2 separate regions of the Homo sapiens genome follow, and region 2 is linked to region 1. A link is an interaction called in ENCODE POLR2A ChIA-PET data of the cell type or tissue named here. Cell type or tissue: GM12878. All regions are shown on one strand. Each heading gives the region's core, and the rest is flanking DNA. Links, peaks and the distances in the headings are about the cores only.

What was found. ChIA-PET counts read pairs that join two places held together with the same protein. Peaks named below come from ENCODE experiments on the same cell type or tissue, not always from the same donor. Only the 100,000 strongest peaks of a DNase experiment are listed, where the experiment ranks them.
Region 2: POLR2A ChIA-PET joins it to region 1 with 5 read pairs; 2 of 35 experiments call an interaction of 5 or more read pairs at or near these places.

The regions. Positions count from the first base shown.
Region 1 is chr6:14,310,536-14,314,936 of GRCh38, forward strand. No RefSeq gene overlaps it. Among named protein-coding and RNA genes, the nearest start is that of LINC01108, 27 kb to the left of the region's middle. In GM12878, for the core only: no CTCF peak of the experiment used is centred there; DNase peaks (open chromatin) are centred at 2,146 and 2,816; H3K27ac peaks cover 434 bases.
Region 2 is chr6:14,721,369-14,725,769 of GRCh38, forward strand. No RefSeq gene overlaps it. Among named protein-coding and RNA genes, the nearest start is that of LINC01108, 440 kb to the left of the region's middle. In GM12878, for the core only: no CTCF peak of the experiment used is centred there; no DNase peak of the experiment used is centred there.

The sequences.
Region 1 (4,401 bases), core at 82-4,081:
GACCTAAGTCCTTGTGGCCAAAAGAATGTCAACTCCCAGAGGGCAGGAACAGCCTCTGCATCATTTAGTATTGAATGGCACAGCACCTAGTGGTGTGCCTGGGACTTAGTAGATACTCAATACATTTGTGTTGAGGGAATGATTGATTAAATGAATGGATTCTATGGTTTCTGCCACAAGTAAAATAGCTTCATTCTCCCACTTCCCATGTTACCCAGTGTTACACCCACTGTCAGTCCGCCCCTTTCTTTGCAGTGACCTATCTTCTCAGAGAGCTGAGACTGGTGTGATAATTACCATTTGCCTTACAAAAATAAGAGATAATTGTTTCCCCTACATTCACCAAACTCTTAGAGATAGCCAAGGAACGTTTTCTGCATAAACATGCAGTCCTCATCATATCACCATCAGCCTTGTATTGAAAATTAATGACTATTTCATAAAATATTGAGACCTAAGACTGGCACTTAAAACAAAATTATCCTTTTCTTTTCCCTTAAAACCGCTCCTGATTAGATAACTGCCAGACTCCAGTAATGTTGTGAAATAAACCTGCAAACACTCCACGATCAGAGTGACACAGCGTGCCTCACTCTCACGCTAGTGGGCTGGTGGTTGGTTGGTTCTAGCACCCATTAGCATGAGTTAATGAGTAAGCATTCCCTTCCCTGTCACATTCCTTGCCTGTTATTAGCCAAAACCTGAACTTTAGCTTAATTGCAGAAACCAGCCCGCCCATAGCAGATGAGGGCATGGTCCCTATTGTTTTGACTGCATTCAAAGTGCTAACCTGGGGGACCATGACAGATGACATGCTCCAGCACTGCAGAGAGCAGCAGGTGGGGTGCTGGGACTATGGGTGCAGAGAAGAAAAATGGCATTTTCCAAGCCCCCAGGATTTGATTTTCCTCACACTTACTTACTCAGCTGTGCACAGTAAACTAGATTTCACAAGTATCAGAGATTCTTACAGATCTAGCTTCTTAGATTTTACTTTAGACTCTTGCCAGCTTTTCTGAATTTGAAATTGGTCATTTCATAGACTCCCTATACCTCCCCTTTTCGCCTCACCCTGAATTCCCTGCTACTTTCCTGAAGCTTCTGTTGGCCTACTGGGAGATTTGGTTTCTCTGGCGCTGAATCAATTGAAGAATCAGAAATATTTGAGACTGGATGTGATCAGAAACTCTGGCTTTTGAGTTTTAAGTTTTATTAAAACTCATGTATTTATAGGGCACTTTAGTTTTAGAATATTTGGTATCTTCAGCCTCTGTATTTAATTCACACAGCTCTTTTACTGACTGGAGATCATTTCTTTTTGCTCACATTTCTTTATCTTAGAAACAGACGTAATCATACCCAAAGTCTGCTGGTTGCCTGTATCAATTAGGATTATTTTGGTTGTGAGTGACAGTAAACAGCACAACTGGGTTAAGTAAAATGGGATTTTTGACACACATATAATTGAAAAGTCCAGGAAAGGGGCTGGTTTCAGATGCACTGTGATTTAGAAGCTTAGATATCATGATGGCTTGTTTCTCTACTACCCTGGGTTTAGCTCTACTCTCCTCATCAGGGTTGGGACTGCAGCCCCATAGTGCCTTTCTCTGAGCCTCATACCCAATGGAGAAACAGAAATTTGTGATTCCTAGACTTGAATCTCATTAACCTTGATGGGCCAGACTTTGGGTCACATGCACACTCATGAACAAATCACTGTGGACAGGCGGCAGGTAGAGTGTGGTGATTGGATTATCTTAGATTACATGCTTCACTCTCAAGCCTGGGGGATGGAGTTGGCTGAATGAAAACAATATAGACTAAGAGTTGGTGGATATACGCCCAATAATATTAGGGCACTGCTGCCTCTAGATGGGAGAGTGGAGAGTGAGTGGTATAAACAACAAATATCCGCTAAACTACCGCAGAAAAAGGAGCAATAATTGAAAAAAGTAAAGCACTTTGAATCTCTTGAATTAAAAAGCAATATGAATTTACAAGATGCAAACACCCCTTTTTTTTTCATGCTGACATAGGGAGATGGAAGTGGCACGCTATACAAACTAAGTGTTACTTGGCATTTGTCTGAGTGATAGTGTTGTGATTCGATTGACGTGACCGAAACTAAATGTGGAATTGAGAATCTGTTCATGCTATTCTGAGGTCCTCTTTTGCAACTTTATATTTATCAGCATGGGCTATTGTAAGAAACAAGATGGTTGTCATAAATTGATCAACACTCTCTGGTCTTCTGTTGTTCTTGCTTATTATGGACTTTGGGAAGAAGTCAATTAGAGAAGTTCTTTAGCCAGTATCATAATGAGTAATGGGAACATTTACATGATTGCTAATGGCTGAGTTTACACGATGCCTCAAAGCATCAGTGGGGATGTTTGGCAGCAGCACATTATGACGGTGATTATCACTATAAATTAAGTTTATGTTGATATAATTAGCAGTTAAAAGCTAAAGTAATATTTATACTGATACAAGTTCTATCAAAGCCATACCAGTGCAAACAGGCTGTGAATGTTGATATAGTGGGGATAATTTCATCTTGCAAGAGGGGATGTTTCTAGAATTGAGATAGCCTATTGGCATACAGTTGCCCCTCCCACTCCTAGCCAAAAATAGAAAGTATAAACTTGACCAAATTGCTTCACAAATTCAGAATCTATAACTTAGTGCAGCAATCCCCACTGAGGATAAGTAAGATGCATCTTGGTAGTTTAGGCCTTGAATCACTGAACCTGGAAAGAGAGAGAGAGAGAGGGAGGAGGAAGTGAGAAGGCATGGGATGCCTAGGTAACTGGTTGTGAGCACAAGTCCACAATGACAAAGATAGGGTCTTGCCAGACAGGATCATTTGTCACAAGGGAAACCACCTAGGAGGATCGGGAGGTCTCATTAAAAGCACCTGATCATGAGCTCATTGCATGAGCTTTCTTGAGAAACTACAGCTGGGGCCAAGAATTGTGAATCCATAGTCTTCCTTCTCTGCCCTAAGAGGTTGAAGGTTGTAGCAACACTTTACACTTTTGAGGTCACCAGCATCAGATGACAGTTCTTTCCTCAGAGAGTGGGCCAGATCCTCCCGACTCCAGATCCTCAGCACAGTATCTAAGGCTGCCAAGTCACTCTGATTTCTTCTTCACGTCACATGCTTTGCAGGTACAGCCCCTAATCCATAAGACTATCCCCATAGTTGGTGGGATTCTCTCTTCTTTAGGGAAAAGGAAATAGAGTAGAGGAAGGATAAGTGACTTTTAAGAAGCCCCACAGTGAGTAAGTGGTAGAGAAGGTGGTCAGGCGGCCTGAGGCTGGCTGGTTTTGGAGCCATTTTGCCCCAGAAGCATTCATTCAGTCAGCAAATATGTATTTATTCAACACATATTTTTTCAGGGCCTGCCATCTGCCGGGCACTTTTCTAGGAGATATATATATATATATATATATATATATATATATATATATATATATATAAATCAGCGAACTGAATAGGCAAAGACCTCTGTCCTCTGGAAGTCTGTATTTTAGGCCTCTCTCTGGAAGTGTATGATCTAGGGAGGAATCCTAGAATGCTCATTACATGCTTGCTCAAAGCCCTCACCTGCAGGGCTGCTTGTGTTAACATGCTCTCTAGAGGGCTCATGGTGGTCTGATGTCTCTCTACCTGCAAAATATCCAGCAACTTAGCACTTTGAATACAAAAAAGAAAGAAGTTGGTAGTTTTTGCAAATTGAGGGAAGTAGGAAATGATGACAGCAACTGGCCCTCAGTATCCTCTTTGGACAGGGAAAGCTGTTTGTTGTGCCTAAGATGGGAAGAGAAATAACTGGCATCCCAAACCCTGAATTCAGTCCTGCCAGCTCTAGGTGACTACCTTGGCCTGCTTGGACTGCTATAATGGATACCATAGACTGGGTGGCTTAAACAATAAACATATATTTCACACAGTTCTAGAGGCTGGGAAGTCCAAGATCTAGGTGCTGACAGATCTGGTGTCTGGTGAGGGCTCCTCAGTTCCCATTTGCAAACATTTGGTCCATATGGACAAACACTTAGTCCATAACAGTTACTAAGAGAACTGACATTTCCTGAGGACCTATTAGTTGCCGCACAAGTTATTTATGTCATCTCATTTAATCATCACAGCAGGCCTAATGAAGTGGGAACTGTTTTTCCAATTTTATACATGAGGAAACTGAGGAACGACTAGTTAAGTAACCTGTCCACATAGATTTTAGTCACTGAGCTGGGTTTCAGACCCTGGCCCATCCCCTGCCACCGCTGAGGTGCCTGCTAACACCCCTCACCTAGGCGGGGGGCACTCAGAGGAAGAAAGTCAGTAGCCCCCCTGTCCTTCTCCACCGTGCTCCCTCAGGATGCAAGCAGGAAGTC
Region 2 (4,401 bases), core at 111-4,110, 410 kb after region 1:
AGTCTCCATAGCAGCTATTATCAACACATGAATGGAATTCAAAAAAAAAAAAGAGACCCAGAACTGAATTCAAATTCTGGCTCTACTATTTTCCAAGGGCGTGTCCTAGGGCAAGTCACCTAAACTCTATGATCTTCCGTTTTAAGTTGCTATGAAAAAGTAAATAATATAAGAAATGTTTGGAAGACAAAGATGCTCCAATGATTGTTGTCATGCCAATGGTAACAAAAGTAAATAAGGATTGGGCTTACTCTATGACAACACGAAAAGTATATTTCTTCTCACCTAAGTAAAACATTTGCTACCTCCTGAACACGATTATAAGTCGCCAACCTCTCTTTAGTTTTATGTAAAAATATTCTGCTCCAGGCTGGGTGCAGTGGCTCACACCTGCAATCTCAGCACTTTAAGAGTCCGAGGCAAGAGGAGCGCTTGAGTTCAGGAGTTTGAGACCAGTCTGAACAACATAGGGAGACCTCATCTCTATAAATAATTTTCCAATATTTGTCAGGTGTGGTGGTGCACGCGTGTGGTACCAGCTACTTAGGAGGCTGAGGCAAGAGGATCACCTGAGCCCAGGAGGTTGAGGCTGCAGTGAGCCATGATTGCCCCACTGCACCCCAGCCTGGGTGGCACAGCAAGACCCTGTCTCAAAAAAAAAAAATTCTACTCCAATTGTATTGAAAGATTCTCAAGGGAAAATTAATGTTTAATCTGATGTCATCATTCTCTCAATATAAACAAAAACCAATAGTCAGATTTTGTATATTCAAGGAATAATTACAAGTGATTAATATAAAGATAATGTCAATGATGAAAAAAATATGCTATGGTCAGCATTGTTTTGGTTTTGGTTTTTCCTAGTCTAAGATGGCAGTAGAGCATATAGCAAATATCTCTGGGCACCACTCTCTTTTATACAGATTTCCATTAAAGCAATGGGAGTCCCTTTACTGCATTGGTTTGTTTGTTCTTCCTAGAACAGAAGCTCCCGTGAGTGAAATTAACTTCTGAGCCAACTTCGTATACCTAGTATCACATGGTAGGCCAGGCTGGATAGGCAGATGGTCAGTCCACCTGCATTGGTAGGCAAAGTAAGACACAATCTTAAAAAGAACACTATTTTATAAGTTTATATTATGCTTGTATCTGTTAAGATTAGGCTCAGCTGCAACCATCAAAACTCTAGCAAAATGGTTTAATCAAAATAGAGAGGTATTTCTCTCTCACGTGGAAATCTAGAGCTAGTCTGTCCACAGCTCCACAGTGCCAGGGATGCATGTGCCTTGCATCTTACTGTTCTATTGTGTGTGGCTTTTATTATCAAGTTAACATCTTGGAATCCAGGCCTTACAATCACAATCCAGGTAGCAGGAAGGTAGGAGAACAGTGCACATGGGTATAGGGTAGCAAAATGGGTGGACTCTATCACAGTGTATAGCTGGGCTCTGTGTGTGTCCCCAGTCCTTGTGGGGCCCAGCAGGCATCGCAGCGTGGCAGCCATGTCCAAGCCACGGCCTGGGCATCCTGTCACCTGCCCAGGTACACGGTCACTCACACTGGGGGCTTTCTGTCGTGTGTGTGTGTCTTCCTGTTGACTGTGCACTTCGTTCGCAGTGCAGAATGTTTCCTGTTCTCAGTGCGTGAAGACACTGGTTTTCAATCAGTGTCTAAAACCACGTTCCTGCCTTTCACTGCAGTACAGTGTGTTCATTTTTTAAAAATAGAGTTTAATGAGTAAGTTTAGATCTGACTGGTGAATATCTTAAAACTTTATATTAATAAAAAGTTCTTCCTGGAAAAAAAAATCCATTTTTCCCCTTTTCAATAACAGAACTTCAATTTTTATTTCAGCTTATTGCCATCCACAACATATATTTCCCAGCCTACCTGGCAGGTAAATGTGGCCATATGACTAGGTTCTGGACAATACAACATAAGCAGAAGTATTGTGTGGAATTTCTAGGAAGTTCCTCTGTAAAAACACACACACACACACACACACACATGAGCCAGGTGCAGTGGCTCATATCCGTAATCCTAGCAACTTTGGGAGGCCAAGGCAGGAGATCAAGGCCAGGATTTCAAGACCAGCCCAGGAAACCAAGCAAGACCCTCTCTCTACAAAGAATTTAAAAATTAGCCAGGCATAGTACTGTGCAACTGTAGCCTCAGCTACTCGAGAAGCTGAGGCAGGAGGATCACTTAAGCCCAGGAGTTAGAGGCTGTAGTGAGCTGTGATTGTGCCACTGCACTCCAGTCTGGGTGAGAGAGCAAGAAAGAACAAAAGAATGAAAGAAAGAAGGAAGGAAGGAAGGGGGGAAGGAAGGAAGGAAGGAGAGAGAAAGAGAGAAAGAAGGAAAGAAGGAAAGAAAGAAATGAAGGAAGGAAAGAAGGAAGGAAGGAATGATGGCTGGAGCTCTAGCAGCCATCTTGAATCATGAAGACAATAAAGACAAAAGCTATAACCTAAGAATGACAGATTAATGAACTAGAAGGAAACTGAGTATCTGAAAACCTCATGGAGGAACCATACCAGCCATAGACTGCAACTCTGAATTTCTTTTATGTAAAAGACACATTTACTTTCATATTTTTATGCCACTTATATAAGATATTTCTGTCTCCTATAAAGAAGAATCTAATTCTAATCAATACAGTGCTGAAGTAAACTTCCCCACCCCCCGTTCCTCTCTACTGGTTACAAGCAGCAGTCTCTTCCACCAACACTGGCCATTACTGAATCTTCTATCTTACCCTTTCTCACAGGGAGTATCAAATAAAGGACACATAGCCCATAACTTTTATTTTTGCAAACTATGAAAATTTTATAACAAAGGGAAATAAAACATGAACCATCAACAATTCTCTATACAGCTATTGTGAGATAAAAAAAATTTAAAGAATTCACCTTCCAGACAGGCATTTCTGTCACTACCTAACATCTGTGGCCATGTTCTCATTATGTACTTCATAAGGAAGAAAACATATCTTCAGGTAAATGGTTCTTAATTAACTTATGTACTTGAAAAAATAAACTCAGCAGGAAAAAAAATATATCTATTGCTCTATATTAAAGAGGCAGATTAAAAATTTGCCCTAAAACAGAATTTGCAACTCAGCAGGGTAAGAAGATGATTCCATTTTACTTCTTATAAATAGAAGTTTAAGGCACACACGTTGTCAAAACAACTTTATAAATAAGCTGGTGCCAACACACTCATGAATACTAAAAATGTTTTCCAGGTTCTCAGTTGTCTTCTCTATGATTCTATTGAGGTTATACCTATTCCAATAAACTCAATTCTCATTGCAATTCTTAGTGAGTCCAGTGTGCCTCCTCGTATAAGATAAAGGGTTTCATAAACTGACACCATGGACACATGAAGATTAGTCAGCTTTATGAAGCCAGTGACTTGGTAGCTCCTTTAAGTATTTCTGTAAGGCACTTTGGCCTCCAATGTTCACTCCAGATTCTATGGTGGAGGAGAAAGGCTTGTGGACCTACAGTTTACTTCAATGACTTGGATTCTTGTCCCAACTCCATTTTCTAACATGTGGTGTAAATTTGAACAAGTGTCTTAATCTCCCCTGCCTCTCCTTTCTATTAAATAAGAATAATACCAATTTCAGCCAAGCTTGGTGGCTTACACCTGTAGTCCCAGCACTTCAGAGGCCAAGGCAGGTAGATCATCTGAGGTTGGGAGTTTGAGACCAGCCTGGCCAACATGACAAAACTCAGTCTCTACTAAAAATACAAAAATTAGCCAGACATGGTGGCGCATGCCTGTAATCCCAGCTACTCAGGAGGCTGAGGCAGGAGAATCGCTTGAACCCGGAAGGCAGAGGTTGAAGTGAGCCAAGAGCCAAGATCACACCACTGCACTCCAGCCTGGGCAACAGTGCCAGACTCCCTCTCAAAAAAAAAAAAAAAAAGACTACTACTAATTTCAATTTTGATAAGGTTCAATTATATGTGAAAGTAGTTTATAATGGTAAAGAGTTGCATACGGGTAGTATCTGTATATTTTTATAATTGGTGGTGTTTGGGTTGTAAGTAATTAGAACTAAACTGTGCTGCCTCAAAAGCACAGTGAATATATACAGAGCGTTTTGGAAGAAAATAAAACAACTGTTAAATAATGGTTACCATTTGGGGTAGGACATTTTTTTTCCTTGACAGACTTTAGGTGGCAGCCATACGTATCTTTTAAATTTAAGAAAACAATATGTAATTTCATGGAGCTTTTTTTTCCTATAATGAAATGGGAGAAGGCCAAAGGGAAGGAACTGGGAAGAAGCAGATATTCTTTTAGCAATAATAATGTGTCCTTCTTCAGTTCTAAAGGTCCTCACCCTGGTGATCCTCATAGTTCTTCCTTCCAGTGGATATTAATGTGA